2 separate regions of the Mus musculus genome follow, and region 2 is linked to region 1. A link is a loop called in an ENCODE intact Hi-C map of the cell type or tissue named here. Cell type or tissue: left cerebral cortex. All regions are shown on one strand. Links, peaks and the distances in the headings refer to the core of each region. The heading gives the core; the rest is flanking DNA.

Region 1 (16,456 bases), core at 4,323-12,322:
TCACATCTGGTTTTTCCAGTTCCCTCAGTGATCCTGACTGATGTCATCCTCTCTGACCTGCTGTGCTGTTGATAGTTTGTAGCCCTCACTCTGCTTCTCTTTCATTTCTCTGCCACCAACCAGCTTTGAGGTTCTGCTTCTGATCACCTTACTTCCCATTCCTTTATGCACCCCAATTTTGCAGAACCCCAGGGCACCATGAAGGGTGTTGCAATACCATGTCCCACGCTTGTGCTTGAAACCTCAAACCAAGCTCAGGCTCAGTTGCTTGTCTTTCCCAACCCACAAGAATCGAGGTCTATTGGTGTTTCTTGGGCTCCTGGTCCTGAAACCTTGGTGTGCTTTTTGTACACCTTCAGCATCTCATGTGACTCTAGTATTACTGATGCCATCTGGTCCTTCAGATATGCACAACATGCTGGGATTCTTGTGGTCCTATGATTCAGGTTGTGTGACATTTACCTCCTATATTCACATATTTTTATCCTCTGCCACATCTTAAAACTCTAAAGGCCTATCTTTCATGTCTCCAATTCCCTACTGACACGGTATTCCGATTCTTATTTTAATGATACAATATGGCTTCCTCTCACACCATCCTCTATGATTGTACCAGATGAAGTCATATGTATCACTTTCACTAATGCATCAGCTCTCTGCCTCTTGATGCTCTTTGGTCCCATCAAGGGTACTGCAAATGGAGGCACTCCACACTCATCTGAAGAGCAGCAGCAGCCTTTGTCAACAGAGCAAGAGAATATTGAGCTTCTATTTATCTTTGTTTCCTTATCAACGGGTAAGTATAAGACTTCATTCTCTGTCTTAACACGACTGTCCTTGACATGAATAAGAGTGCTGTGCTATGTATAGTCTGCAAGAGATCCCACAGGGAGGGTGTGGCAGAGGCTGGTTACCAGCACTGTGGCAGAGACTGTTCTTCATGTTTCCTGGTGAAATGAGTTGCGGGTTGTATTATCTGGAATTACTACACCGAGTCTCACAAAGCATTCAAAATGGCGTGCAGAATGGACTGCAGGGATCACCATTAAGGAAATGCTAATGATACTGATGGAAGGAAAAACAAGTGATGGAGCTGACTCCTTAGAGATGCGCACCTTAGAGATGAGCAACAATCAAATGTGGAGGCAGAACTGTGGATATTTACTACAAAATGAGAGAAGTCAAAACCATCATCAAGAAAGTACTTCATGTGTGTTTTAAAGTTATGATGTTAAGAGTGGGTATAGCACTGAGAAATGCCTCAGTAATTAAGAGAATACCAGGGGACCTGGTAACCTCTTTTGGCTTCAGCAGGGACCTGAACACATGTGCACATATCCATGCACAGATATACACCAATACAGATAATTAAAACTAATAAATGAAAGAGATGGTGTTCCTGAAGGCCGTATATTTGACCTTGAGCCATCCTGCACCACAATCACAGGCATGTGACACCCAGGGGTCCAGCATGTGACACCCAGGGATCCAGATGGAATTAATTACATTTTAAGTGGGAGCTAAAATCCATTTATTAAAGGAAAAAATTAGTAAAAGAGTGAAATAAAAGATAATTAATATGTTTTGCCTTTATTTTATTATTTTACACTTTTCTTTCTGAGGAAACTTTATATGAATCAATATAAAGGTATACCTTATTTATTAGGAACCATGCATAGTGAGTAGAAAAATAGGTCTTATACTTCAGAGGCATCATGGGATAACCTAGAAAGCGGCATGTCTGAGTGACTCCTTTGAGGAAAAAAAAAAGTACACTTTTGGTGGAGAGTGAGAAGACACACCAGTGTGAGTGACATCAGCTACTAAGAGTTGTGAGCCTTAGGAGACATCTTTTCGACAGAATAATCTGCCCATTTGGGGGTGAAGGAAATGAACTGAGGAAGAAGTTGAAGGTGAGATTTTTGTCAGAAGCAAATGAAGTACTTTTGGTAAAATGTGAATTATCACCAATCAGATATTACACATAAAATCTCACCTTTCGTTCTCTTTCAGTTTAGTATAACTCCGTGTGCCATATGCTGTATCATGTCTGGTCTCTGGGTGTTCTCCACAAAGAACCTGGTGAAGGTCACGGAGAACAGAAGAACTTCCCAGGATGAAGTGCAGCTAAGTTATTTCTTTTGCTCTGTTTGTGAGTATTCTCTTCAGGAGAAAAGCAAGGCACTAATTATCAACAGTGCACACACGCACACACACGCACACACACGCACATGCACATACACACACATACACACACACACACAGAATCAAATAGTTACTTTCTGTGGCCTTAAGCAGAGTCTTACACAGAGTCAGAATTTTCTGGGGCTCGTAAAGTTATCTGTGGCTACTGGGAAACTGGGGTCACATCAGGTGTGTACTGCATTTTAAAACATGCATCCTGGCCTTTCTGACTCTGATGTATGGCATCTCTACGTTCCATGTTAGCAGACAAATGTAACTTATTTTGCTGGTGACAATAATCAGTTGTGCTATTTTCAGATCCATTATCTGTAAAGAGTTTTTGTACTCATTTTAAGACCCTGGTATGGAGAGTCTAGGTCAAGTCCATCTTCCTCTATTGTGTTTGCACAGGATAGGTAGTGAATGGTGGTCAATTAAATAATCTGATAGAATCAACTAGTAAATGAAAAATTGAATTAAAAATAAATATCAAAGAGACAATCCCCGTTCTTCAATGACATGACTGCTACACTATGAAACAACAGCATGAACACAGAGAGAAAGATGTAGAAAAGCCAACTCAGGCGAGTTCACACGAAGTTCGACAGTGACGAGGCTCGGTGGCAGAAGTTAGTTCCCTTTGACCCATGTATTGAAAATGAGTAGGTGCTCAAAACTAGACAAATGCAGGAACTGTGCACGGTAGGGCATTTACAGGAGTAGAGACCTATGAGTGAAGCTGTGTTGGATGAGTTCTTTGGAAAGGGAGGAGATCATCCCACCTTTGTAGAGAAAGTAAAGGGTAGAGCTGAGAATTGGTAGTGGATTGCCTCAAAACCGCCACAGAGGTGGGGGATCTACTTTAATGCAGCCATTGTTTGATTCCTGTACTTGAGCAAAGGCAAGAATGTTCACTTTGGAGGACCAGGTCTCGACCCAACAAGTCAGTAGAGACAGAATAAGTTGCCAAAACTTCATTCACACACACACACACACACACACACACACACACACACACACACCACACACACACACACACACACATACACACACACACACACACACACACACCACACATACACACACACACATTGGGAAGTCAATCACCCCTTATGTGCTTCTGTAGATGTATGTAACTTGTGTCTTGCCTGGGATTTGTAAGTATTTGGTGACTGAATGGAGCCCCTGATTTGACAGTTCAACATTGCCTGCAGGGGAAAAAAGACTAATTTTTTTTTTTGACATTTCAAGGTTTCCTTGTCCACCTGTCGTCACACACGTTTCCAGCTGTCTACTGGTCTTTCTATGCTAAAACTCTACAAGGACGATTGGCTCTCCTGAACTGGACATTTCCTTCATTCTGAGTGCCTTTACAGGGATCTTGGCCCAGAAATTCCGAAGTTGAACACAAAGGGAAATAGTTAGATAGTCTTTGCTTCTACAGTGGCACTGGCGTATTTGTGGTAACTTTGGAAAGGACCGTACAATTGCAAAGCGATCTCTCCGTGCCAGTCCAGACTCAGGCTATCTAAGCAAGTCTGTCCAGGCTTTCTTATGAAAACTTCCCAAGGAAGTTACCTCACTACCCTCCTTACCAAGGTCTCCCAGCTTCAGAGGGTTTGAGGACAGAAGCTCTGCGGTCATAGTCTGGGTCAAGACTGCAAATCTTGACAACCGTCTGGGAATATGCTGCTGGCCCGAGGCAGCATGAGTCAGTTATCAGGAGTCCAGGTAGTCAAAGCAAAACACCCACAACACATGCATTCACTGCAGGGCAGAACAGGGGGTTGAAGCAGAGTCCCACAGAGGTTAGGTATTGAGACAGTAAGTATCTGAGGACTAGGCAAAGAAAACACTGAGAGAGGGAAAAAAGCCAAATGAAGTTATCTATACATAGGTGGCCAATGTGTTCCTTGATGTGAACTTTAGCTTGCAAAAGAAGGATCCATAAGTTCAGCACTGGCCAGCCTGAAACAGCAAATGTGGGCAAAGGAATTGAACTTAGCACATCCTTCCACGCAGAGAACTTCAGCAGAAGTGTGGAAATGATAGCCTTTCATGGACCTCGCCTGTAGGCACGTTCCTCTCGTTCACACCTCTAAGCTGCCAGTCATGAAACGTTCAGAGTCTTCTATGGGAGCTGTTCTCTAACTACAGGGCACCCACTGGCTGTCCAAGGTAAGTGTGGCTGAAGAGATCAGCAGGCCATGGGGGGAGGGACAGATGATGCTCTTCAGCAAAGCAAAGCTCTCGATCCAACCTCTCAGGCTAGATGTCTTCAAGTTTACATTAAACCCAAGGTGAATTCCTCCTGAGAACTAACATTCCTGTTGTGGCACAAACATTAGAAGAGTCTGGTCACACACTATTGAAATACCATGTATCTTTATAATCTTTACTTAAGACTTTATAAGCCATAATTCTCCACTTTGCCAAGAAATTAAGTGGTTATCTGTTGATTCTTGCCACTTTCATAAAAGGGAATAACATGGTGATAAATTTCTGTGTGGTCTTTGTTCATTTTAACACTCATTAAAAAGCAAGAGCCTTAGTTTTGGTGTATGCTTTAGTGAGATGAAAAATGATATCAAGGTTAAGGAGTATGATAACTTACTCTGGTTTAGTTTCATTTTGTTTTTAAAAAATGCCTGAAAAATGCTTGCCTCATGATAGAGCCCACAGAAAATGCCAATAATTGTCACTGTGGAGGCTACCAGTTGCCAGTCCATGGAGATAATAACCCTTTCATGTAAATCGAGTGTAGATGCATGTCTATACAAAAATTAAGATGCAAACATTGAATTATTATATAAAACCCAAAACAAAAATAACAAACTTCTCTCTACTCTAACCATTAAATATAACTCACAAAAAAACCTTATCAATTATTTCACCATAAGAGAGATTCCTATACAATTACAGGCATTTTCCTTTACAGTGTGTGGCTTAGTTCTTGTTTGTGAGTGGAAAGGCATGAAGCCTTTCTGTATTAAGCCTTCCATGTTCCTCTTTGTGACAGAGATAGATGGTGAGCCTTCTACAAATGAACTTTGTGGTCAGCAGAGCATACTAGGAGAACAGGAAGACAAATTGCTTGTGGGGTCGCCCTACATCAACCCATTGTAAGATCATGGGAGTCTCCAAGGTGAGGAGGAAGGTGATGGGTCTGAACTGAAGGAAGCCCTGTTATTTCTCTTGCTACAGGAGTTTAGCATGCAGGACATATCACAGGAATCTGCTGGTTCCTGCCTTTCATGCTGTATATTACCTAGAGTTCTCAGACAGAGAATAAAGACACTGGTAGCATGAAGAACGGCTCAACTCTGGGGCCATCCCCAGCCAATTCATCTCACTTCCAACTGTCCACTGGTCTTTCAGGGTTGAAACTCTACCCAGACAATTGGTCCTCAGACAGCCTGAACTGGGGGCATTTCCTCCATTCCTTGTGTCTTTACAGGGATCCTGACCCAGAAATCCACCTCAATAGGTATGAGGTTAAGAAAACACAAACAAATGTGAGAAAAAAAACCCTGGAAGATAAAAAAAAATGTTTGAACCCTAGGGAACTTAGAAAGGGTGTTTGTAGCACAATTCGGATGTAGACAAGCCAGCTCTGTTCTTGCTGATAAGTGGCTTTGAGAAAAACAAATGAATTCATATCTGATAAACCAGCACATTGATAATACCAAATTCCACTCTGCGTTCTAAAGGGCTTCTAAAAGTCTTTCATCCTGGAGGAGGGACAGACTGGTCCCACTGTAAGGAGGCTACAGGAGGTAATACTTAGTAGATGCTGCACTATGGAATATTTTTAGGTTTAATCAGTTTCACAGGAACTTTATCCAATTCCTTCCTCCTGAAAAATTAAGACATGTCTTTATGTCCCCAAGCTGGTGATTAGAATAGCAGCTGATTGAAGTCTGCTTTGAATATCCACATTCCAATCAGAAGTAAGAAAAGAGTGAATGAGTCCAGGAGAGCTTTCATAGTTTTTCAGTGTTTTTAAGGGGATAGTTCAGCAACTGTCCCTCCTAAGTGGTACTTCCCATTACATACATATGTATATTGTTACATACACATACACATATACACACGCCACACACACACACAACCACACACACACACCAGCTGGTCTTCTGGTAATCACCTTCAGTTACTTAGCAATAGAGTACCAGGTGATGAAAAATGGAGCAAATAGAGACCAGGGTGGGGTGCTGAGTGGTATAGTCCTCCAGCTTCTGGAGAAAGCCCCTATGATCACTCCACCTAGATTTAGCTATCCCATACATACTTTTCTCTTGAAACATAAATACCCCAATGATCTAGAAGCCATGAGAAGGGCTTATCTAAATAGGAAGGGAAGCCAGCAGGGGAATCTCTGATACTTTTGTGGGAACATAAAGTTTTGCTTATATTGAAGACCTTAGACAATGTATAAGAAAAAAGATAAGTGAACATTCTGTGTGCATTCTCACGTGCATGTGTGCACTGCACATGTGTACATGTATGCATTCATCTGTGGGTCAGAGAACAGCATAAGGTATTATTCTTCATGTTTCTTCCTTTTTTATTTTTTTGCTCGAGACAGGGTCTCTTCTATTGGCTTAGAACTTTGCTACGTATGTTAGGTTAACTATCCATGCAAAGCTTTACCAACGGAGCCACCCCCCAACCCTGAAATTCTGATTTTCCTTTTTAAAGTACACCTAGCACAATAATGACAAGCTTAAATATTTATTTATTCATTTACTGTAAAGAGCAGCCAAAGTGAAGTGCTCTAGCAGCATATCGTAGAGCATCATGGAAAATTAAGCAGATTTCCTTTGCCCTGCATTCAGTTCACCCTCACTGAAAGTCTGACAGGTAAATGCTGTTTCACAGCAATTGGTGAACAGTTCTTAGAGTCAGTCCCTCCAGAGACTTGTCTGCTGTCAGTCAAGATAAACAGACTAAAGGCTGGATTCATTCTCCAGCTCTGCTCGACTGAATGCAAATTAATGAGTCTTTGTGGAAGTGGCTGAGGTTTTCTTTTTTCTCACCCAGTGCAGGCCACCCCTTGATTCCCTCTTGCTGCTCTCTGTTGCTAGCTCAGGAAGTTCTTGTCATCCCAGGGATCATCCACACTGGGACATGAATGTTGCCTTTTTTAATAGCTCCTTCTCTTAGGACTGTGGGAACAAGTGCTTTCCTGAGCCTCAGATTCCTTTCCTTTTAAACAATAAATGCAGATGGGTGGGCTTCCATAGAGCTCCACTCCAGTCAACCCCTGTACCCTTGAGATGTACCCTTTGCTTCATTTCTGAGAAATAAGTGTTTGAACTCAATAGTTCATTTGCATCATTAGAGGGCAGACTTCCCTTGAAAGAAGGATAAAGGAGAGGTTTGAGAAACTGAAATGTTTGATAAGAACCAGTGGATTCTGTTGGAGATGGGTGAGCTCTAAGGAGTGGAAGGAGAAGAGAAGAGTGGTGAAGAGGATGCAGGAAATTCTCACCAGCCCCAAGCAATGGTCCTCTGTCAATCAAATCCATCTGTCAATCAAACCCATCAGCCATAGAAGAGGACACAGAACTAGAGATACCATTAGAGCTCATAGGATCGTCATATTGAATTATGTGGTAGTTTGGTAGGAATGATCCCCATAGATCCATGTGTTTGTTTTGCCATTGGGAATGGCACTATTAGGATGTGTGGCCTTGTTGGAGTAAGTGTAGTCTTATTGGAGGGAGTGTGTCACTGGGCAGACATGCTTTAAGGTCATATATACTCAAGTTATGCCCAATGTAACACCCAGTCTCTTTCTGCTGCCTGTGGATCAAGATGTAGAACTCTCAGATTCTCCATCATCATGTCTGCCTGCATGCTGCCACGAGTTTTGTGTATAAGGGCTGTTGTCGTCATGGGTCTCCTTACAGCAATGAAACCCTAAGATAAATTGTAAGTAGCATTATAAAGTAGAACAGAACCAGGAGACAGGGCTAGACTATAAGCCTCAAGACACATCTCTACTTAGGGACCTACTTTCTCCATCTAGACCCCTCTTCTCAAAGGTTCCACAATTTCAAAAAATATCACCACCAGCTGAAGACCAACTATTTAAACTCAACTGGAGAAATGTAACAAACTGAACATTGGCTTTGAAGTCAGGTAGACCAGTAGTCAGTTTCCAACCACACCATTCCCTATTCTTTCTGAGCCGTTACTCCATCTTTAAAAGTAAGATAAGTGCCTTCAACGCAGTCATCTTAACAGCTAAGCCAACCAGTAGTATAAAGTGTTTAGCTCAGTCTCTGTAACACAAGACTCTATCAATCAATAGATGGTAAGTATTATGGTGGGAAAGAGAATTAAACTGTTTTCTATTCTCACTAACCTGAAAACCCTCCGTGTAGAACCAGCCACTTGTCAGCTGCTGATACCCAGCAGACATTATCTCTGAATAAGTTGCAACTTTATCCTCAGCTACTCAGGAGAGACTGCCATTCTGTGAGGAGAATAATAAATTACCACAGAAAGCAAACAAGAAAATTTGTTCACCTCCAAAAGCTGCCTCTTCAATCTGGCGAGGAGACTGGATCATTTCTGGGCTGTTCTCCAGATGGAAAACTGAGGAACATGGTGTTTCTACTCAGGATGAGTAAGTGAGCTGCTGACTTGGACACAGTCCCTGCCCCAGACCTAGTTCTGCTTCTCACATTGTTTTGGGTCACAGTCCTGAAGGCTGGTATAAACTGTCCTATTTTCTTGCAGTAGCTTTCTGTCTCTTGTCAGGGGAAGAACACGCAGGTTGTGCCATTGCTTGTAAGATGCACAGTTGTTATTTGTGAATAGCAGCAACTGGAGGTGATAAAATTTATGTGACCTTGATGAATATGGAATGTCCTTCTTGAAGGTCAAACTGAGCCATTTCTCACGGTCAAGACATTTCAGGGAACTTAGACTTGGGACTTTGCAGGGATTGAGGCCAATGTCCCTGAATATAATGTGCTACTGGATATGTTGTTTGATTTTCTAAAACAGATGGTGTGTCATGCAATCTTTTAATGAAAGTCAGATACTGGAGCTGTGGAGCTGGCTCAGCTGAGAGACTCAGAAGCATAAGTATCACAATTCTGATTCCCAGAACCAATGTTAATATGTTAAAAAGTTGGACACAGTGGTGTAGAGACATGGAGATCCCTGAACTGCAATGGCCAGCAAATCTAATTGAGCTTCAGGCTCACAGTTTCAAGGTGGAAGGTGAATGAGGCAGGCTACTGGACATCAACTTCTGGTCTCCTCATACATATGCATCTGCACACACGTGCACATGCACATACACTAACAAGTATACACACCAGAGAGACAGAGAGACAGAGAGACAGAGAGACAGAGAGACAGAGAGAGACAGAGAGAGACAGAGAAACAGAGACAGTGACACAGAGGAGACAAAGATCATGTAGATATAAGATAAGTCCTTCATTTTCTCAGTGGGAAAACAGTCCAGGCTATTAAATCATCTGCCTCCTTCTGTCACACGGCTAGTACATGGCTTAGGACTTGAACTAAGATATTCAGTATCCAAGTTAGGACAAGTCCAACTGAATTTTTAAAAAGTCCCATTAATGAATATGAGGTAAGGGCAGTCCTTAACAGTTCAAAGCCATGGCAGGACTGTTGACAGTCCCCTTTACAAAGCAGACACGTACTCGCTGAGCTTGTCCACACGGCGGACTAGACAGCAGAGAGAGGAAGCTGTGCTGGCTTTCCTGTGACATCCTATATTCGTTCTTCTGAGGCAAAGAAAGGACAGCTTTCTGAAGAACACTGGACTGTATGTTTCTAAGGTGCTGCAAGTGTTCATGATCTTCAACCCAATGAGCTCTCTCCAAGAACTTAGTAATACAACAAAAATCTCAACAAAGGGAAAGATTTATTTGCCAGATGACATGACATTGTTTTTTTTATTTTTTTTAAATAACAACAGGGTTCTGTGCCCAAGAGAATTGTTTAAATAAGTTCTGATATATTTATACCATGGTTTATTTTATTTTGCAGCCATATAAATGATGTTGTAAGAAAATAATGTCCTATAACCTGGGGACGTGCTCTTGATAGAGTGCTAAGAAAAAGCACCTCACACAATGAGGCTAATTTTGTACCAAGGATCTATACTTATACCTACATGTATTTTAAAAATACAGCTATACCACTCTTGGGCATATATCCAGAAGATGTTCCAGCATGTAATAAGGACACATGCTCCACTATGTTCATAGCAGCCATATTTATAATAGCCAGAAGTTGGAAACAACCCAGATGTCTCTCAACAGAGGGATGGGTACAGAAAGTATAGTACATTTACACAATGGAATACTACTCAGCTATTAAAAACAATGACTTCATGAAATTCACAGGCAAATGGATGGAACTTGAAAATATTACCCTGAGTGAGGTAACCCAATCACAAAAGAACACACATGGTATGTACTCACTGAAAAGTCGATATTAGCCCAAAAGTTAGGAATATCCAAGATTCAACTCACAGACCATATAAAGCCCAAAAGGAAGGAAGATCAAAATGTGGATGCTTCAGTGCTTCTTAGAAGGGTGAATAAAATACTCACAGAAGTAAACATAGAGACAACGTGTGGAACCGAGATTAAAGGAAAGGCCATCCAGAGACTGCACCACCTGGGGATCCATCCCATATACAGCCACCAAACCCAGATGCTATTGTGGATGCCAGAAAGTGCTTGCTGATAGAAGCCTAATATGGCTGTCTCCTGAGAGGTTCTGCCAGAGTATGACAAATACAGAGGAGGATGCTCCCAGCCAACCATTGGACTGAGTTCAAGGGTCCCTGATGGAGGAGTTGAAGAAGGGACTGAAGGAGCTGGGAGGGTTTGCAGCCCCAATGGAGCGAGCAACAGTGTAAACAGGCCATACCTCCACCCAGGAACTCCTGGGAAATGGACCACCAACCAAAGAATACACATAGAGGGACTCATGGCTCCAGTCATATATGTGACAGAAGATGACCTTGTTGGATATCAGTGGGAGGAGAGACCTTTGGGCCTGAGGATGTTCGATCCCCCAGTGAAGGGGAATGCCAGTGAGGGAAGACAGGAGTGGGTGAGTGGGTGAGGGAGCACTCTCATAGAGGCAGGGAGAGTGGGGACAGGTTAGGGAGTTTGTGAAGGGGAGACCTGGAAAGGGGAAACATTTGAAATGTAAATGAAAATATCCAATAAAAACATACAAAACCTCTTGTATTCTGAGTGAGTTATAAGCTGACTTGCCATTTTTTTCCCTTAGGGTTTTGCTAGATTTTGAGTACAGACAGATATTACTTATAGCTTTATTTTGAGATAGGGTCTTACTATGCAGCCATGGCCATCCTAGAACTTGCTATGTGGACCCGGCTGTCCCCCAAAGTCAGAGAGGTCTGCTTGTCTCTGCCTCTAGAGTACTGGGATTAAAAGTATGGGTCATCATGCCAGCTATTTAAAAATTTTATTTAAATATATCTTGTGTGTGTGTGTGTGTGCACTTCCATGTGTGTGGGTGACAGTAGAGTCTAGAAGAAGTGTCAAGTCTCTTGTAGTGGAGCCACTCTAGTACAGTAGTTACACTCAGTTATGGACCATCTAAAGTGACTACTGAAAACAAGAAACCCTGTTCTTCTGCAAGAGCAGCATCTATTCTCAAACTCTGAGCCTCTTTCCATCCCCAAGACATTATTTTTTATAAAGAAACTGAAAACACCATTCTAAGTCTAATTTTCCCTTTAGTGTGACTGGGTACTTGTCCCAGTGTCTAATGGTGTGAGTTCTCCAGACATCTGGAGGTGTGAGAAAGGTGGGAACAGATTGAAGACATAGCTGAAGTTCCATCATGCTCTTGAGCTTAGTTATAAGTATAATTAAGCCCAAGGTTTGCTTTTTATGACTTCTTCCCTTTCAATTAATTATTTTAAAAATAGCACACAAAGTATTAGGTTTCCTTTTGATGCTTTCAAACAAAATTGGGTTTTGTTGATTCTTCTTTCCACTGCCTCTGTCTCTCTCTATTTGCCTCATTTCCTTCCAGCCCCTGTAGCCTCCTTTGAACTTTGACGCCACATATGTCCCAGTACTCTCCTGACCTCCTCTGACCCCTTTACCTCTTACATAGACCAACGTTAGAAACTGGAATCTCCACATGAAAGAAAACATGCAAGTTTGGTCGCTCTGAGCCTGGATCACCATGTAATGCTTTCTAGATTCATTCATTTTTTGGTGAATTTCATATTTCTTTATAACTGGATAAAATTCCATCATACATATATTATATTCCAGCATACATATACTATATATCTATGTCTATGTCTATGTATCTATCTATATATCTATGTATCTATTTATCTATCTATCTTACACTTTTATTATTAAGGTTAAAGTTCTTAAACATGTTTAGAATAATTCCCAATCAGCAGAACTCCTTTGGCCTATTTTTCTATTCCAATTTTCCATAGAAGCAACCACTACCTTGGCTGTATGAACTTAGAGAGAAACAAGGCCAAGCATCCTGCAATGGACCGGAAATGAAGGAAAACCATGTAGTCCTTCCTGTGAGGAGCATACGATCTGAGACATGGAACCACAAGTTATCATACCAGGCAGCTTTTCTCCAGTTCCCTGTGCTCTTTCCTATTTTCCAGCCTGCGAGTCTGCTCTGAGCCTCTGGAGCAGCAGGAATAGAAGGCTGGCTTTGGAAGCCATCCCAGGTCAGTGCTTTGGTTTTTGATGCTCGTGGGTTTTCTTTTGTTTGTTTGTTTATTTGTTTGTTTCTTGATTCTTCTCCTGAGAGGCTTCTCACATCTGAGGAGCTACTTTTCCTTTCCATCCTGCATGCCCACAGACTACAGAAATAAAGGGGGGCATTAGGATTTTACAAATAGAGCAAGATGGTTTGAAGTGCTTTAATAATCTCCCTCTTAGGCGAATTAGCAAGTGTATGAGAGAATTTCTAAGTAGGCTCAGGGGAGGAAAAATCTAATTACGAGTCCTAACTAGTAGACAGGGACCTGGATACCCATGTTTCTGGAGATTGTAAGCATTAGCTTGGATTGGTTTAATAGGCTTCGATGGCATGGATGTGAATTCCATCCGGAAGGGTTTTGTATAACTCTCAGGTCAACAATGGTTTGGCTCCCCTAAAATCATGTGGCTCTGATGATCTACACTTCTCCAGTGCCGGTCCAGATTCCTGAGGCTTCCATTGTACCAAAGGAATGACACTATGCAGTTCTAGGACCAGCGAGGCTCTAAGGGTAATTAAGGTTAGTGGATCTGGGGTGAAGCCCAGGCTTCCTAGTTAGGGTGAGCCAGGCCAAGCACCTTGGATATTCACTAGGCTTTGCCTTCTGATCCCTCCCTGTTTCTGTATTCTGTGCTCAGTATGACCCCTTCCAACTTCTCTTGATTCTGAGTCCTCCTACCTATACTTGCTCTGGGGAACTCCCTGGCGTTTGGAGATCGTAGCTTTTACTCTGTGGGATCAATAGTCTCATGTTTCCTTGAAAGATTGGAGGTCATACAACTGGAAAAGGTTGCTATGAGTGCCACGCAGTGAGAGAGATTCCCTAAATCCCTTGAAATCATGCCACATCCATTTTCTTGCAAAAGGTCTCCTGTAGTGGGGCCGGGGGTGGGGGTAGGGGTAGCTGTGCAATAGTGTGGATCCAAATCAGGAACCATCACTGGCTGCCCCCAGTCCAATAAGTTACAGTGAGGTTCTCTGACTTTTTCCCAGGAAAAGATCTGGGCATATCCTTTAGCCTTTTACTTCTAGGACCAAAATACCTGATGGAAATCACTTCTAGTGGGAAGGATGGATCTTAGCTCACGGTCTCAGAGGGTCTAGTCAGTCTTTGCTGATTAGAAAAGCAAGGAGGGACCAAGCAGTTCATATCACCGCTGCTGGAAGATAGGCCCTCTCTGATCCTCATCCATGGGAGGAAGCCTCCCCCACTCAGAATGGAGCTCTCCCTTCAGTGAATTCTCCATGGAAATGCTCGCTCAGATATATCCAGAGGTACACTTCTGCCTTCTAGAAGTCCTGTTAACAATAAAGATTAGCTCCCCTAGCAGGCCTGTCCAGCCAGGTTTATGTCACATTTTATGTGACTCCCCTGGCTATAAGGAAAAGGCTAGGGCAGGGCAGCTTCATCACTGTTTCTGCTCAGTTTTTGTCATCTCTAAGAGAGAAGTGACAGTAGAACAGTCACATGTTGCAGAATGAAGTTTCACTCAGTGACAGGCCATGGTCAGGCATTCATTCCTGGAGATTATAATAAAGCTAAAAGGTTCCCACTGTCTGTTGATATTGTAGTCTGCACATTGTATAGTGCAGGGGTGCTTGGGGTAATACTAGTGTAAACAACCAACTGCATTGAGTGTACAATTATGTATAGTATAGAGTACTTGATAGTAAACAGTTGTGCTGCTCTTTTGTGTATTTACTATGTTGTACTTTAAAAAATTGTGTGTGTGTGTGTGTGTGTGTGTGTGTGTGTGTGTGTCTGTCTGTCTGTCTGTCTGTCTGTCGGGGTATATGTAAATAAATGTAGTGCCTGTGGAGGATACACAAAGGTATCAGAACTCTTGGAGATGAAGTTACAAGTAAGTGTGGGTTCTAGGAATTGAACTCAGGACATTTGCAAAAGCAATATATGTCTTTAACATCTCTACCATCTCTCTAGGCTCTATAATGAATTATAAAAGTTATTTTGGAATATGCTTATACTTTTATGACATAAATACATTTATGTCATATTTTTCAAATAGCAACTTCATGTATCTCAATTTATCACACCTTTTGGAGGAGTCAAGAGGTCATGAGTAATTGACCTAAACCATCAAGGTTTGTGCAAACGCACTCTGGGATGTTTACTAATGAAGTCATTAATAGTTTTGTGCTAAAGTGCTGATAATACTGCCAACATGAAGCAATATACAACGGTAGTGACGTCTCAGAGGAGAAATGATTGGATAGATATCTTAGATGGTATTTTCAAGAATGTCTGGAATGCAAAAATTATGGTGACATTTAATTACTGATGATGTTTAAAGCTTTGTGGTATAAAGACTTAGGATCTAACTTTGGAAGAACGCTGAGTAGTGAGGAACTTTTTTTCCTACTTGCTTTGCAGTTTCTCTTTGTTTTCAACTGAAAAGGATCAAAATTAAATAATGAGCCACATTTTCTCCATTTGAACATTTGGGGATTCACATGGTAGAAAATTATTTCTAGGTGCTCCTTTGGTCCTGAAGTGATTCTCCTAGTCCTGTGGGACATATGAGGACATAATAATGTTTTATTTTTTGGCTTATTTTTAGAGTGTATAAGTATTAATTTTGACTTTACCAGATCAACCACAGTCTAAAATCAAGATCCAAATTTCAATGTGTGTGACATGTGTATGTGTGTGTGGAGGGGGGAGGGAGGTGGACATGGGGGTAAGGGAAATAAAAATAAAACCTAGAAAAATAGAAGTAATTTAAGTTTAGGTCAGTTTGGGAGCATTAAGTCAGCCCTCAGGATCTGAAAGAGCTCTACTGTAGTTGTGTGACCTTTGGGAACTAAGATGGTCAGGGAGGACTTCGGTGAGAGTGTTATGGACCTACACATGCTGCTAACACCCAGGTTTATGTGGTCTTCCACAGGCCAGGAAATAGCAAAGTCTTTCTTGGGTAAGACTCACAGAGAGTTGGCAAAGCCTCCTCTGGTCCAAATGTATACATTTGCTATGATTTACCAGTATCAACTATCAGCGTCTTCTTGATGCATGTTTACAGCCCGAGACTGCTCCCACACTGGGACTACCTAACCCTCTTCCTTACACTGTAAGTAATAAATTCTCTGAATCTCCAGGCAGCGTAGTAGGTGCCTTGTATCAGACAGAGCACATCCCAGTCACTCTTAACTTTTTGCTATGTGCATCTGTCGTTTCTTCAGTGTCTGTCATTTCTTCAGTCCGGTTTCCATGATCAAGCCATAAAGGATGAGGCAAGATCCCAGAAGCAGAGATGGTACAGAGGAAGAATCATGAATGGTTGAGTCTGTGGGTAAGGACTAAGGATGTGCTTTTTAAAAAGAAAACATGGATGGTACCTCTTTTTACCATCTCTGTTCTCTTGGTCCTTAAGTCCTGCCCCTTGGGATGGAGAGGAGAGCCCTCAGTGCCGGAAGTCTTCCCCAAGTGCTGCCTACTCTCTTTCTTCCTCAAGATCCAGGGGAAATTTGTTGT
Region 2 (16,456 bases), core at 5,181-13,180, 130 kb after region 1:
CTGTTTCTACTCATTTCTACCTCTCCCACTAAGCACAGACAAATCTTGAACAGCCTTGACTGAGTGTCAATTTAGAAAGGAGGAATTTTTTTTTTCTAATGGAAGCATCAAAAAAAAAAAAAAAAAAAAAAAGGAACTGTAACATACAAGCTCATTTGCCCGAATCAACACACTGCACAGAAACTGGTCCTTCCCAGGTCTCCCGACCTTGCCCTTCCCTTTGGCCAGGTCACCAGTAGCAGGCACGCAGCCCCTTGGCTGATTGCAATACATGGCAACAGTCTCCAAGACAACCCCGACTCAGGGTCATTGCAGGGCTGTCTTGTTTCCAGGAAGCTTCTGTTCTAGGCGGAACAGTGGACTATTTAACCTGAACTCAAGGGACAGCCAGTAGGCGTCTACGGAATCTGGATTCTTTTCTCTGGTGGATTGGCTTTATGAACACACGCATCAGCCCCTACCTCTAAAGTAAATATTTCTGAAAGGCTTATGGAGTGTAGACATGACCTCTGCCCTGTGGATTTACCACCCATCTTGTTAACTCACAGCAGAAATTAGATGCTCCAGACTCTATTCTCTTGTCCTTAGAAGGGGAAGGAGCATGAAAACAGTGACGTAAGGAGGAATACATAACACAAAAATGTGTAATGAGCCCACCCCCAGCCCCCACATCTCTCTTGGCCTCTATTCCTGCGTCCTCTCTGCCATCTTACTGGCTTCATGTGTTTTATTCTTTCATAACGTAGCTATGCCATTGGAAGGATCAAGTGCTGCTAAGTACAAGTGAAGTAAAATGCAGGGTCTGCCCCTGAGTCCCCTTCCAGCATAGACTCCACTTTACTATAAATACTATAAATCTTAGCCAGCTGTTCATTCTGCCTAATATCGTTGATGGTATTTATTCTTGCCAGCATTCATTGAAAGTTGGTGCAACCTCTGCTGTTCACCATGTGCTGGCTAATTCCTGGGATAAAACCATCTGATGCTGTTAGCACAGTCTGTCAGGACTGAGGGAATCAGGAAAGTGTGGTTGACCCTACCTAGCATCTGTGATGCTAGCATGGGATAACTCAGAAGGATCCTGAAACTGATAGGATGCTTAACCTCTCTGCTCTTCGACTTTCTCCTTCATGACAAGGAATTTAAAATAGCGTTTCCTTTCGTGGCATTTTTAGGCATTTCATCTTGTTTATAAGTCACCATATCGTCTGTAAGTTCAAGAATATCAGTCATTTACTCTGATGATGTAGATTCCCAATGCTGAAACTCGAAGGTCAATTTTGCAGAGAATGAAAGCAAGTTGGGTTGCCTTCGTTTGTTAAGAAAAATTCTTTCTGGGGCTTCTATGATATTTAGGGTTAAGCTGGGTACAGAAATGTGTCATTTCTGTTCGGTCCTGTTCTGTGAGAACTAGTTTTAAGGACACAGTTTCTAGGTGACGTGTAGTTCAATCAATCTGCACTCTTTCTAGAAGTAAAGAGGAAGTGAAAATTCATTTGTCCTGTTTTTACCCTGATAGACCCTTGTGTAAAGAGGTCAAAGAATAGTTTCACTTTACCAAATCATATCTTAACTTCAGTGGTTCCATTTCAAGTCATGATCCCTCAATATGATGGCTTTGATTACTGGCTGTGATAATGAAACAAGAACTAAAACTCATACAACTTTTTCTTTCAAAGAAATTACTATATGAGATCTCCACATGCAGGCTGAAGCCTTTATCTGGATCAAAGTAGAACGAAGAGGTTGGACAGGAATTGCTTAATATCACAGCAACTAGGAGAATTTGACATTCAACACTGGTGACAAAGAACCTGTCTGCGGTGGTTTGAATGGATATGACCCCCATAGATTCATGGGTTGGATAATTGGCCATAAGGAGTTGCACTATTAGGAGGTGTGGCCTTGTTGGAGTAGGTGTGGCCTTGTTGGAGGAAGTGTCTCACTATGGGGTGGGCTTTAAGGTCTCCTATGGTCAGGCTATACCCAGTTTTGCACACAATCTCCTTCTCGTGCCTGAAGATCAAGATATAGAACTCTAAGCTCCTCCAGCATCATATCTGCCTGCATACTGCCATGTTTCCCTCTGTGATGATGATGGACTAAACCTCTGAATCTATAAGTCAGATCAATTAAATGTTTTCCTTTATAAGAGTTGTAATGGTCAAGGTGTCTATTCACAGCAATGAAATCCTAAGACATAGCCATAAACACATACTAAATGGAATGGCACAAAATTAAAAGCTTCTTCATGAAAAAAAAACAATTAATTGCATGAAATGACACACTATTAAGTAGGTAAAAAATTTTGCTACCTATACATATATACACAGGAGATTAATATCTAGAATATAACTAGAACTTAAAAAATAAGTCATAGAAGCCCAAAGAACCCAATAAAATGGCTAATAAAATGAATAAATAATCTCCAAAATATGAAATAAAAATAGCCATATGAAAAATTTCAACATTCTTAGACATCAGTAAATTCGTATTAAAACTAGTTTAAGATTGTATCTCACTCTACTCAGAATGCCTATCATTAAGAAAACAGAATAAATATGCACACTGTTGAGTGTACAGGAGAGGAGATTTCTCAGATGTTGCTGGGGAGATTATAAATGGATTCAGTTAGTATGGAAACTCCAAAAACAGAAAGCAGACCTTCCATATGAACCAGCTATACTATTTCTGGTTATATTCCTACAGGTCTTTAAGTTGTACAATTATGTTTATTGTCACAGCCATATTATAGAATCTGCCATAACAGACAAATGTTATTTAAAAAGTCAACACACACACACACACACACACACAGAGAGAGAGAGAGAGAGAGAGAGAGAGAGAGAGAGAGAGAGAGAAAGAGAGAGAGAGAGAGAGAGAGAGAGAGAGAGAGAGAGAGAGAGAGAGAGAGAGAGAGATTTACACAGCCAGAGAAATAAATGGAATTAGGCTACTTACCAGAAAATGGCTGTATCTGGAGATCATCATAGTGAATGAACTAAGACCTAGAAAGACAAATATTGCTTGTTTTTTTTTCTCATTTGTGGATCCTACCTTGTATACAGATACATATAGCCAGTATTATATATGTGATGTGGAAGCAGAGAAGAGACTGGGGAAGGAAGGAAGGAAGGAAGGAAGAAAGGAAGGAAGGAAGGAAGGAAGGAAGGAAGGAAGGAAGGAAGGAAGGAAGAAAACCAGCCGGAGGTAAAAGTGAAGTGGAGAAGACGAGGAAAGTGTGGGGATGGCTGAACAAGGCAGAAGAAATGACAGATTTGAGAGGAAGTGTCTTATGAAGCAGTCATAGTAAGAATGAGCCCAGACCAATAAGACAGAAGGAATGGTTGCCCTTTACCATCCCCCGATGAAGCAGGACTCCCCATTCTACAAACAATTGAATAGGAATAAAGATGTCAAGGGCAGGAAACAAGGTCATCGGGAATCACCTCGCACAACTTTCATGACATGACAACTTAGCTGGGATAGTCTCTCATGTCAGAAGCTCACACCATGATTCAGGTCGCTTTTCAAAATAGGGTAACTGACCCCTGAGACAGCTCAGGGTACCAAAGACTTCATCACAATGTGATATTATCTAAAACTATGAGATTTTCTTAAATAAACCAACCTCTACTAGGAGGTTGGCAAATGACTGCCCATTGACCAAGTCCAGATTTTTGTAAATTCACATTTGCAAATGAAATTCCATTAGAACATGTCCATTTGTCCATTGTCTGTGAAAAATATGATGAAAAATTTATACATTTGATTGATCCCACACTGAAGCATTGTCTAGTGTCAGTTTCAATTGTAATGGGTGAGCTCAGTAGCTCTTACAGACATTTCTGCAAAATATGAAGATGTAAAATGATCTCACCCCTTAGAAGGTAGTAAAATCTTGTTAATATAGACTGAGTCAATGTCCATTCATATCACACACAGTATTTCACTGTGTTTGTACTATTAATCCTTTGCAATTTCTTAAGAATCATCTAAATCATAGAAGAGTAGTCAATGGTAACACAATTTTATAGTTAAGAATATTTCATAATGGCTGGATATAGTGATGCACATGTTTAAACCCAGACTCAAAGACAGGAAGATCTCTGAGTTCAAGGTCAACCTGGCGTACATAGCCAAGTCAAACAGGGATACATAATGAGACCTTGTCTCAAAAAATAAAAATGTATCACTCAAGTTTACTTTAATTAACAGCATGTTTCTTTCAGCCAAGACATCCTACAGCCTAAACCTCTTAGATGAAAAGAAAATCTTCATAGAAAAATAGTCTTAGATATCTCTAGGATAAAACTCAAAGTGCTCCAGCTAAGACCTGTATGCTATTGTGGAATCAGAAAGCTTTATTTTCTAATCCCTCACGTACACACTCTGGTTTCCATTGCTTTCTATGGTTTTATGACAAGCACCATAACTGTTCTTAGATAATAAACCTGCTCTGTACTTTCTGTTTCTGCTTCTAGGTAAACAGTGAGCAAAATATCCTTCTCCCTCTCTTTGTAGCACCAGCTACTTTTTTGTTAGTTTGTCTGTATGTTTGTTTGTTTCTATTGCTGGTTGCTGTTGTCTTACAAGCATGACTTCATTCCACTCTACTAAATCTTTTCTCGTCACTAAAAACTTCTCCTGTTGCTACAGCTCTTAACACTTCTATGAAGCAAATTTCCTCCCAAACTTTTGTCAGATTCTTTTCTCCCATTAATCCAAACACTTTCCTATCAGCCCTACACCCTCCCCAGGGTTTCCCTAGCATTCCACTAGGTTACCAATGACTTTGTCATCAAATCCTACACCAACAGCATATGGTACATTCAGGTCTGTTCTTTCTAACATCCTTCATCATTTCACTTCCGGGATCCCGGTCCTCTGTCACTCGTAGCATGTGTCTGGCAGGTGATAGGTATTCAGGAAATAACTGTTTAAATGATAAAAATCTGGAATGACCATCCTTATCTGAGTTACAAGTTAAAGTCACACCACTAACAAGAAGCTAAGAAATGATATCTGAAGCTATTTGTAAGATACACTAAATCCAAATGGCTGCTCTTTGATTCAAAAGCACCAATTACATTTAGCAAAAGAGCCACATCTCATCAATGTGCTACCCACAGACTGCTCTTGTTGAAAGAGGTTTAAGCATTCACTGACTCTTCATCAACCAATCAAATCAGAATTCTCGGTAAAACGTGGCCTGACAACCATTCTTCCTTAGCACTGTGTTTGAGAGAAGTTACATGAAAATCCTTGAGAGTATGTCATTGAGCTACATGATCGTAGTCACACTGGGAAAGGTCTCTCAGATGGAAGTTAAGGGAGAGAATACTGTAGTACTTACAGTATAACCCCCTCTCATGGCATGTGTATCAGCTAAGCCTTCACAGTCCCCTCCCCACTCTGTTAAAGGGGCCATAAGCTAACTGTGGGCATGCAGTGGTGTTTTTAAATTGAATTGAATTGAGGAACTGGGCTGAGTGGAAAGCCAGCCAGCATGTACATTTGAGTTGACTTATATCTGATTCTAAAATAACTTTTACTCAGTATATCTCTCATGGGCCGAACTATCCTGCATGGCAAATAGCAATTACAAATCCAGACTTGCAAGGTTGTTCGGAACAGGACTTGAGACAACGGAGCGGTTTTCCTCAGCCTCTGCACGTTTTCAGAGAAGCAAGGCACGTATCATGGGGGCGTTGTAAACATTGTGTGCGAACGAAGCTGGGACTGTGATGCACAGGGCTTCCTCTGGGTGGATGACATGCCATTAAGACAAATGACATTCAAGCCACTCAGTTGGGCAGTCAAAGATTATTAACTGATTTCCGTCCTGGATTTTTTCCCCCTAGAGCTCTTTAGTGACCAGGCAAGATTTCACTGTTTAATATTTAAACAAATGTTCTTATGCCGAGACAATAAGGCACTGTTGTGACTGTAAATATTCTCCAGTATGGCTGACTGCCATCCTGGTGGAGTAAATAGCCTAAGCTCACTTCTAGAAACTCTCAGGAAGAAAGTGTCCCATTTTACTGATACATATGACCGGGCTCTACTGAGGCTCTGTGTCCCAGGTACGTGCAGGCTTCTTTAAGGGGCAAGGCCTTCCATTGTGTCACTCCTAGCAAAGCACAAAGTCTTGGTTGGCATTAATCTTGTTGGCTGAACACATTGGCTTGCTTCTACATGTGAGTGCTTCTCTGTCTCTGCATCAGCAGTGGCCTTTTAAACAAGCCCCTTCTCCATCATCCATCATCAAAGAAGGGTGGTGGACCTTGGATCTGAGCTCCTCCATCTTACTCTAGTTGTTAAGATGGCTTCAGTAGATGACAAATTTAAACTTACTTGGAGAAAGGCAAGTGTTCATGTGAGCTAAGACCAATCTCAAAGTCCACTTCGATGTAATAAAAGAGTAGCTCTATCTTTTTTCCCCCTAGAACCTGGTGCTTTCATATTTCAATCAGATAGGGAAAAAGAAGGACAACTCGACAAAGTAGTTATGGTCATCTGTGTGCTTGTAAGAAAAATCTAAGGGGTGATTTGGAAAATAAACTTCGACCACATTGCTGGGGATATCCCCCTGGGTGTAGACGTGAGTGAAGGAGGCTGGAGGTTGCCATCTTTGCCCCAGTGGATGATTTAAGAACCTAACATTGTAAAACATAGAATTTAGGTAGCATTCATGTCCACCACATTTTAGCAAGTGTTGGTTTAGAGTACAGGCAGTCCAAGACTGCATTGTAAAATCAGTGTAAATGGCTGCGGACTAGACAGTAGCAACAACAAAAGAGAAACTCATTGAGCCTTAAAGAAAGAGCATTGTTGGTTTTAATCATTCATTGTAAAGCAAATTGAATTATGTGTATCCTGCCTTGTTTCCAAAAGAATGACGCTCAGACTATGAATTATTTATTTATCTTTAGAGCAATTACTGGGTAAATTACCCTGGCCTCTTTTTCTAATGGCTAGACTAGCTACTTCCCCAACTCTGCTTCCCAGACACTTGCTTTGGGTCTTCCCAGGTTATTACCGCTCCAGCCATCTGTCTTGGGGGACGTGGAACATTTCACTCGGTCACCTGTTCCCGGTCTAATATATCTAATGGAGACCTCCTCTTCTCTTCTGTCTTCTTTCTTCTCCTTCTTCCTCCTCTTTTCCACTCGTGGTCCCTACCTGCACACCCCACCTACCTCTATTCCCTCCAGTAATTGGCCATAGCTGCCTTTATTTAACTAATAGTTTCAAATTGTGGAGCAAGGTTTGCACAACAAAAGCTCGTGTGTGTGTGTGGGAGGAGGGGGGGGGTCGCATGTCTTGGGGCAGCCAGATCTTGGGATACAGAATTTTGCATCTGAATACAAAGCAGCACCAGATCCAATCCCCAACATTTCATTTGGCTTATTGCTTATCCTTACTAGTAAACTATATTTATTTCAAACATAAAAAATAAACAAAAAAACAAAGCCCTTTGCACTCTTGTTGTATATAACTTCCCTGTGTCATGTGGTCTGTTTGGTAAATGTATGTTTGGTACATATGTGTGAGTGTATTGGCATATATTTCTATAGAGGCCAGAGGAAGATATGAGAAAGACAGTCCTCTATGTACAGGCAGAGAGACAGTATCTCACTAAACTCGAAGCTTTCCTTTCAACTCTGCTGGTAAGCCACCAAGGCTCTGAGGTCTGCCTGTTTCTGATCCACAACTCTGGGATTATAGACACATCCAACTCAGCCTGGTTTTAAACCTCCTGCTTGCATAGAAATTGGTTTCTAACCACAGAGCCAGACCCTCAGTCCCTGGGTATAAATTCTAGAGCATGCCTAATATATTCTCCAATAGCCAAGAAGACAATGCATTCGAGAACAGAGGATGTGAATGCATTCCGAGAGAGGATGTGAACTATGTGTGTTCACCCTTATGGGCATCTCCAGTCCTCTACTGACGAGCTCAACATAGCTCCCTGGGGTTAGAGAATAATCTAAAACTTCCTGGCCATGGGGAGAAGTGTTTCTTCTCCTTTGTCCCATGAGAGGATTGCCAAGGAGATGTTGTTTAAGAATGTGACATCTATTGGGCTTAATAAATATAAGTTGAAATCTCAGAGCATAGATTGCTAAGAAAATTAATATGTCAGAAAATGGCGACAAATACCTCTCTAGGATATGACTGTCCCAAAGCCTTGACCTCATCAGTAGAAGACACACTTATTTTACAGGTTCATAGGAAATGAAGAGGAGAAGCTGAAGAAAGGTTTTTAAAAAGTAAAAATGTGAATGCTACATATGAAAGTAATGCATGATATAAAAAAAGAACAATTAAATTCCATAATCTGACATGAGCAATAAGTAATGACCGGAACCAGGTTTTAACTTTAAAATGGAAAGCACTCAGAAGGCAAAGGAGGGAGGAGGATGTGTGAAGATAGAGAAAGAAAGAGGGAATGGGGGACCGAGGAAAGACTGATTTAATTATTATTTTTTATTATTGGTTATTTTTTTAGTTACACTTCAATTGTTGTCCCCCCTTCCCTGTTTCCTCTCTGCAAACCCCCTATCCCATCCCCCATTGCCCCTGCCTCTATGAGGATGCTCCCCTACCCACTTCCCCTCACTGCTCCAGCATCTCCCTATGCTGGGGCATCAAACCTCCACAGGACCAACAGCCTCTCCTCCCATTGATGCCCAACAAGGCCATCCTCTGCTGCATATGCAGCTGGAGCCACGGGTCCGTCCATGTGAAATCTTTGGTTGGTGGTTTAGTCCCTGGGAGCTCTTGGGGGGGGGGGATACTGGTTGGTTCATATTGTTGTTCCTCCTATGGGGCTGAAATACCCTTCAGCTTCTTCAGTCCTTCCCCTAACTCTTCCATTGGGGTCCCCATGTTCATTCAGTCTGATGGATGTCTTTGAGCATCCGCATCTGCATTGGTCAGGTTTCTCAGTGCATTTAGTGTGGCTGAGTCTTGGTCCCATGCTTAGCAGCCAGGTTCTTGCCCTATGCCAGTGCTCTGCCTTTGTCATTCATATATGTAGTACTGTTAAGCCACTCCAATAGCAATGCTCAGGGTTTCTTTGGGTGTTTATTTTACAGTGGAAACCATTAAGAAAAGTAACTGATGGAGGAGATATGATGATAAATGCCAATCATTTATTAAGCTCTCAGATCCACTCCACACATGGAATTAATGGGATATCGCTTTATTAGCCTCACAGCACCTGTCTGAGATGGGTTTTATTACCATACTTTTACCTAGAAGAATACAGAAGCTCAGGGAAGTCCTTTACTAAGGCCACCTTATATCCAAGTGACAGCTGGGATTTGAACCCAGGTGTGTCCCTTTCCTAGTCCACTCCACATTAGTGAGATTGGGTGCTCCAGGTGATGAGTCAAGTAGCTTGGACCTGTTTCTTAGGGTGCCGGTCACTCAGTGTATGGACAGATCGTTGTCCATATTATTTTGTGCCTTAGTTTCCCTGTCTTCTTGCTTGCTAGCTAGTTACAAACAGTTTAAATGTAGCACCAACTGCAGTAAATACAGGGCATCTATCTGTCTTCCAAATCCAGTTGGAAAGTAAGGCCAGTCCTTCAGGATCTCTTTCGTTACCATAACAAAACAAAACAACAACAGGCAGGTTAGGACTCCCATTAAAATAGCTGAGAAACCATTACCTGAACTTGGACCATTTTCTCCATTACCAAATGTCTTTGACTATTTTATTCTCATAGAGCCGAGCTCCTATCTAAAACAAAGCATTGCAAACCAACGGGCAAGAGCCAAAATTATCTCCCAGACACTCCAGTCTAGAGTAACCACTTTCTAATGAGCCACTGCTTTCATTAACGGTTTTGCGGTACTGACTCATTCTCCTGGATTCATAAGAGACACAAACATACCACATCATGTTTTTTTTCTACACAGATGCTCTTTTTAGGCTATGTAATAAGTCTCTGGTGAATCTCTGAAAAAAAATTAAATATTTGTCCCAATTTAAAGAAGTTTGCACAGAGCTGTGCAAGAATTAAAAATAACCACATTCGACTCTGCTCCCTGGTGTCAAGGCGGATGCTTTGCAAGAAGGAGCTTGGGGAAATGAAAAGGAACATGAAATGAGTGGTAAGGAAACAGATGTCCAGAGCCTCAGGGACTGGCGGTGCAATTCCTGAGCAAGCTGCAAATTGCAAATGAGTCCAGGAAGGAGATGTGGTGATGTGGGGGAGTGCTATCTTTTGGGTAGGTCCTGTGTCTGTAGGGGTTTCATTCTTTCAATATCAAGTCAGTGATGGCACTGAGAATATATTTGTGTTCCTTGTATTAATGGATGAACCCAGGCTGACCCTGAGAACATGGAAATTCAGAACAACTTGATTCAATATGCACAGAAACTTGGTGAAACATTTTAAGCTTGTGTTCCTAACAACATGCACACATACACACACATCTATATACACATATGTACACATATACACACATAGTGTACACACATGTGTGCACATACACACATACACACACCACCACCACCAACAAAAACAGTAGAAAACCATTTGGAGTTTATTATCCACCTCATACTCCAGGTCACTGAAGCACAGCTATGGACTGATTCCAAAGAAGCATACATGATGAGCTTCTAACTAGAGAGGAAGCACAGTAGCTTCCCTTTTCTTTACCCAGTGAAATATCTCAAAAAGGAGCAATATGAATTACTAAATGGCATAAGTTGTGCAGTCCTGAGACTTGTTGAACACCAAAAACATATGGTTAGGAGTGTAACTATCATTCTGGAAGGTCTTTGAAGCTCAGAATTCATGTGCCACTAGGAGAAAGACAGGGAGGAGGGAAAACATGGGGGATATACCTATGACCCCAAGCCTTTATCTCCATTCACACAAAAAGGTCCCCAAACTCATACACTGTCATACCTGTGGAAATGCTGCATTCAAATTCCTCAGGTTCCCTTCATATTGGTTCACTACACTAAGACTTCAGAAATTCTGGACATTGCAGTTCTTTCCCATTCACAAAGAAGTACCCATTCTCCAATTCTAGATCACAGACACCCTGAGTCTAAAGACGCTTGGAATTAGATGGTTTCTTCTAACAAAATTAGAGGCCAAGAGCAAGAAGAGAAAAATTACTCAATCCAAACTATCCAGCAGAGCAGAACAATGGTTACAGATTGATGCATGCAGGACATTGTCTATTTTTTCCCATTACAACCCAGGATTCATCACCATAGGGCCATGTAATTAGTAGGCACTCAATAAGTACTTGGATGGAAAAAAAAATACTTAACAAGTCCTGAAGAGTCATCCGTTGTTCTTCCTACTACCCAAGTACACATGGTAGATCTCCAGAAAACATCATCAACAACAACCATTTGAGAACTGACTGAGCTCTGAATGCCCCACCTCAAGCCCTGAAATGACCTAATATTTTATCTTGGAATGTTCCACTATGTTTCCAAAAATTCCTAGTATGTAGTGGTGTGGTTTGGCTTACTTGTGTTTTCACAAGCTTGGCTATGTTAAGTCTACTGCCAAAGCTCCGTTGTTAGCCCCATATATCAGATATTTGCCTATGAAAACACATCACCTCTGGTTACTAATTTGGGGTAGTGATTCTCTGGCTTTCTCCTTAACTCATGTCAACTGTGCTAGTTGCACAACTTGTTTACCTTGGTCTGTAGTAAGAGGAGATTTAGCATATCACAAGATCATACACAGGTGAATCTCAGCACATATTGAGTCCTGTACCAAGATGCTTCAGTGCTAGGGACATGGCTCGGTTGGTAAAGTACTTGCTTTCCAAACTAATATCCTGAGTTTGCTTTCTAGAATCCAGCAAAAAGCCAGATGTGGGGACTAGAGAGTTAGTTCTTCAGCTAAGAGTGAGTATTGCTCTTCTTTTAGGGGACCTGAATTTGCCATATCAGGTGGCTCACAATGGCCCATGACCTCCATCTTCAGGAGCAAGGTGGGGAAGTATTATGCCTCTAGCTTCCAAGGCACCACATCCACCCTTATGTGCACATAACCATAACAATACACACACACACACATATATGGAGAGAGAGAGAGAGAGAGAGAGAGAGAGAGAGAGAGAGAGAGAGAGAGAGAGAATAAAGACAGTTAACACACATACACAGAGTTTAAAATGAAAACAATTTTTTTTTATATATAAAGCCAGATGTGGTGGCAGACATCTGTAATCTAGGAGGCAGGTAAATCTTTCCCACACATTTGCTAGGGCTCACCTTTTCAAGGAGATGGACACAGATAACTCATTTTTAAAGGAAAAAAAATCTGATTTCAAACTAGATTTGCAGGTGAGGCCAGTTTTTTTGTTCTGAAGAATTTCAATAAGCGTCCATAAAATATTGGCCTGGGACAGAAATATGATTCACATTACATTCACCTTTTTGTAAAACACACCTGTGCAAATGGGGAAATATTTTTGAGACAACAATGAAGTAGGCAGAAAAACTCATTGTTGTTCCATGTTTTAGGAATGACCCAGGGGTCTGGAACCAGAAGGGCCAAAACCCTTTAGCATGTACACTTTTTCAGATCCTGGGGGCTAAGGACAACCTAATCCCCTGCCTGAAGGACTTCTGCTTGTTCCATAGCAAAGCCAGAGATGAGAGATGGACCATGGAGTCCTGCTATGCTAACTGGGAAAGAATATTTAAACTCATAGAGAGGTGACAAATGCCCTCATCCTAGCCAGCTTTGTATGACATGTAACAAATAGTAACGTCTTGACACTGAGATGTTCATAGGCTGCATTAAAATAATAGCACAAGAGACATTGAAAATAAAATAAGATTTTAAAAAGATACATTAATGTGCTCATGTTCCTTGAATAACAGTGGTGTTATTTCCTAAAGCACGTTATTTTGTAAATAGCACATCTCTGAACTGTATCTAGTACCTATAACTTGTGGAGCATCCTAGCTAAGTTACACAGCACACTGTAGAGTGTCAGTTTTTTATCCTAGTATCAGAGGCTGACTGGGAGCTGAGGTCACTGCTACTGCACACTCTCAGGGGCAAGGATGGAATTGTGTGTGGCTGTTCCAACAACAAAACCAAATCAAACCTTGCGCTATGTTTTGACACCATGGTAAGTAAAAAAAATTACACATCAAGGTTTTGTAAGTCAAGGCCTGTCTCTATATGAAAAATCAGATAAGAATGTCACAGTAGTGGCACAATTAGCGCATGGTACTTCACAATGTGTATTACAATTGGAGACATCCTTGTGACTCTACCTTTCCTGCACTGGAGAAGAGAAAGGAAAATGATGAGTTAGATTATTGGTTATCTCCCTAAAGTATTTGTTTGTATGCCAGAGAGGTACCTAGAAAGACATGTCTTGTAGGTTGTCATAAAAATGGAGCTGTCACACGGGCCTGGACAAGTTGGAGCCAAACAAAGCCCCAGCATTGAGAGAGGAACTGAGCACAAAGTTCCACCCCTAACAATGAAGCTATTCTCAGTTCATAGCTACTGAGAGAACAAAAATCCATTTTCACCAATGGAGTGCCATTGGATGTATCAACCACACTCTATGGCAGGCCCCGTGTGTGTGTGTGTGTGTGTGTGTGTGTGTGTGTGTGTGCGCGCGCGCGCGCGCGTGTGTGTGTGTGTGTGCATGTGCGTATGCATGTGCATGTGCGTGCACTCGAAAGGCCATGGATCCCTGGAGCTGACATTATAGACAGTTGTTAGCCAATCTACTTGGGTGCTGAGAACCAAACTTCAGAACTCTGGAAGAGCAGGAAGCATTCCTATCCTCCAAGTCATCTCTCCAGTACCAGCATTTATATAATATTTTAACAAACTCCCAGGTGATGGTGATGCCATATCTAATAACTGCAGATTTCTATACAGCCAGATTCCTCAAGCCCTCTTCCTAAAGCATCCTTCTGTACGTGTGGGTATCACAGTTGTAATTAAACAGCTCTCCTGAACAAACATGCTGAAGTCCAGAAAAGTTCCTTCTGTAGGTTTAGCCCACAATGACAGATACCAATAACAAAGGTTGGTGAATACTGCTCTTTTATTCCAGGACCACTTACTTATTCACCCTATTCCCTATCTGACCATCTTAGTTTGGGTTTCTAGTGATATGAAGAGACACCATGACTAAAGCAACTCTTATCCAGGGCAACATTTAATTGGGGCTGAATTATAGGTTCAGAGGTTCAGTCCATTATCATCATGGCAGGAAGCATGGCAGTGTCTGAACAGACATGGTGCAGAGAGTCTTGATATGAGACAACTAGGAGAGACTTCCTCTTCCATAGTGAGTGGAACTTGAGCACGAGGCATCCTCAAAGCCTCCCTACATGGTGACACGCTTCCTCCAATAAGGCTACAATTCTTAATAGTAACACTTCCTGTGGGCCAAGTGTATTCAAATCACCACATTGACATACAGATTTCTTCCTCACTCATCAAGATTCCTTTGAATCTCAGTCTTGAAGGAACTATGACTAATTGAGCCCAACTATCCTTCACCTGCCACTACAAGGACAATATCTTTTGACTCAAGTCAGCCTTTCTAGCATGGGAAACACTTTACACACCCTCCTTCTGTTATTCACTCATTACCCATCTTTATGAGACTAGGATACCTGCTATTTTCTGACTACAGTTCAAAACCCATGAGCCATGTCTAATGCATCCTTGTATGTCTAATGCATGCAGTGTTTTGTACAGAATGGGTGCTGGGCATCTTAGAACTTAAGAAGAAAATAGCAAGGACCCAGTAAAATCAAAACTGATGTCAATAGAACTTGCTCTTGGCCATCACAGCATATACCTTCTTTACCATAAAGTTGTGCTAAATAAGATGAACTAAATTTTGTTGAGAGGAAAAGTGTGTGTGTGTGTGTGTGTGTGTGTGTGTGTGTGTATTCTATATTATATAGTTATGCTTATAGTAATTAAAACAATAAAAGGTAGCTTTTTAAGCTCATAGCACAAAACAGAGAATAACAATGCAGGCTTCCCAAATTGTTCTAAAATACATGAAGAGCACATGAGAGTGTTAACTCAGTGGTAACAATATTGACCTTAAAAAGGTCTCAGCTATAGTAGCAGAAACCAGATTGGAGGCAGAGTTGCTAGAATGAGCTCATATTGTAGAAACTACTTAATTGGTGAAAATAAGCAAATTGTTGCCTCAATCGGTGTTCTACTGTGATCAGCGAAAGGATTTGGAGAGCTGACCTGCTGCACACAGAGCTATGCTTTGAAAAGAACAGGACAGTGTCTCTGACCAGACTCCCCAACTCCCCTGGTCCTAACATGTCACCATTACACTCTTTCCAAACACCTTAAGGCTCTGTTATTCCAAACACCTTAGATAAAATGCCTTTGCTTCTGAGAAAATCTCTTATCCTCAGCAAGACAATTGAATTTTTGGACCAGATAATATTTATTGTGAGAGCCGTCTTATGTATTCCTGGCATTGTCTTATGTATTTCTGATATTTAGTCCCTGATGTCTACTCAGAATCAGCCCCACTCTCCAGCCATACTATAAAAAAAAATAGTATCTCTAGACATTGTCAAATTATCTTAGAAGAGACAAAGCCACTATCTGCCCCATTGTGGAGATCAATTTCCCATGAAACACCCCCATAGGGTGTTACTCTCTGCAATGTCAGTGTGACATAAAAACAGCCTCCCTCTCTCCTCTGTCCCACTTGTGGGATTAGGGCAGTGTTCTTCTGGCTGATTTCATGAGCCCAAACAGATCTAGTTATCAATGGGATGAGAAAGTATATAGACCCCATCAACCTCATTTCCAGCTGAATGTCAGGAATCAGAGGGTTATCATGAAAGGTCCTGAGAGGGGAGGAAAAGAGTCACTTGACTTGTATTACTATAATAATTTACTTTATTAATCACTAAAAGTATTGTGGCTTTGAGAAAATAATCAGTACAATCCAATGTCTCAAAACCAAAACAACCTAAGAAGGAAAACATTGAAAATTCTCATTCCTGTTCAGTGTTGTCTGCCACACCTCCTCTCGGTGCAAGTAAGTATTTTATGAGTGCATTTGGGATCCTTCCAGAATTCCTTTATGAAAACAGAAGAGCATGCAAATACATGTTCATAATATCCAAGTTCTTATGCAAAGATACAGTGCTCTCGCTGTCTCTGTTTCTGTCTCCCTCTCTGTCTCTCTCTTTGTCTGTCTCTATCTCTCTGTTTGTCTGTCTCTGTCTCTCTCTCTCTTTCTGCATATTTTCCTCTATTTAACCTCTTGGAGACCTCATACAGACAGGCTTGTCGTCATTTCTGTATGTATTTAAGCTGCTGTTTTTCAGCACACAGTTATGCACTGTGGCTTAGACGGCCTTCTCCTGGTAAACCCTTGTTTCTCTCCAATACTGTAGTGATTATCCTTGGCCATGAATCATTTTATATGT

The links. A loop is a pair of places that touch in the nucleus more often than their neighbours do. Peaks named below come from ENCODE experiments on the same cell type or tissue, not always from the same donor. Only the 100,000 strongest peaks of a DNase experiment are listed, where the experiment ranks them.
Region 2: it touches region 1 in a loop (5-fold over the local background); 4 of 42 quality-filtered maps call a loop at or near these places.

Annotation. Positions count from the first base shown.
Region 1 is chr13:42,394,597-42,411,052 of GRCm38, forward strand. It overlaps Gm32833 (a long non-coding RNA gene), which reads right to left and starts at 8,793. Exons shown (of 3, transcript XR_382264.1): 1 at 8,722-8,793. In left cerebral cortex, for the core only: no CTCF peak of the experiment used is centred there; DNase peaks (open chromatin) are centred at 8,803 and 9,176; H3K27ac peaks cover 1,478 bases.
Region 2 is chr13:42,526,856-42,543,311 of GRCm38, forward strand. No RefSeq gene overlaps it. Among named protein-coding and RNA genes, the nearest start is that of Gm32833, 130 kb to the left of the region's middle. In left cerebral cortex, for the core only: a CTCF peak has its summit at 10,054; DNase peaks (open chromatin) are centred at 9,878 and 10,152; H3K27ac peaks cover 311 bases.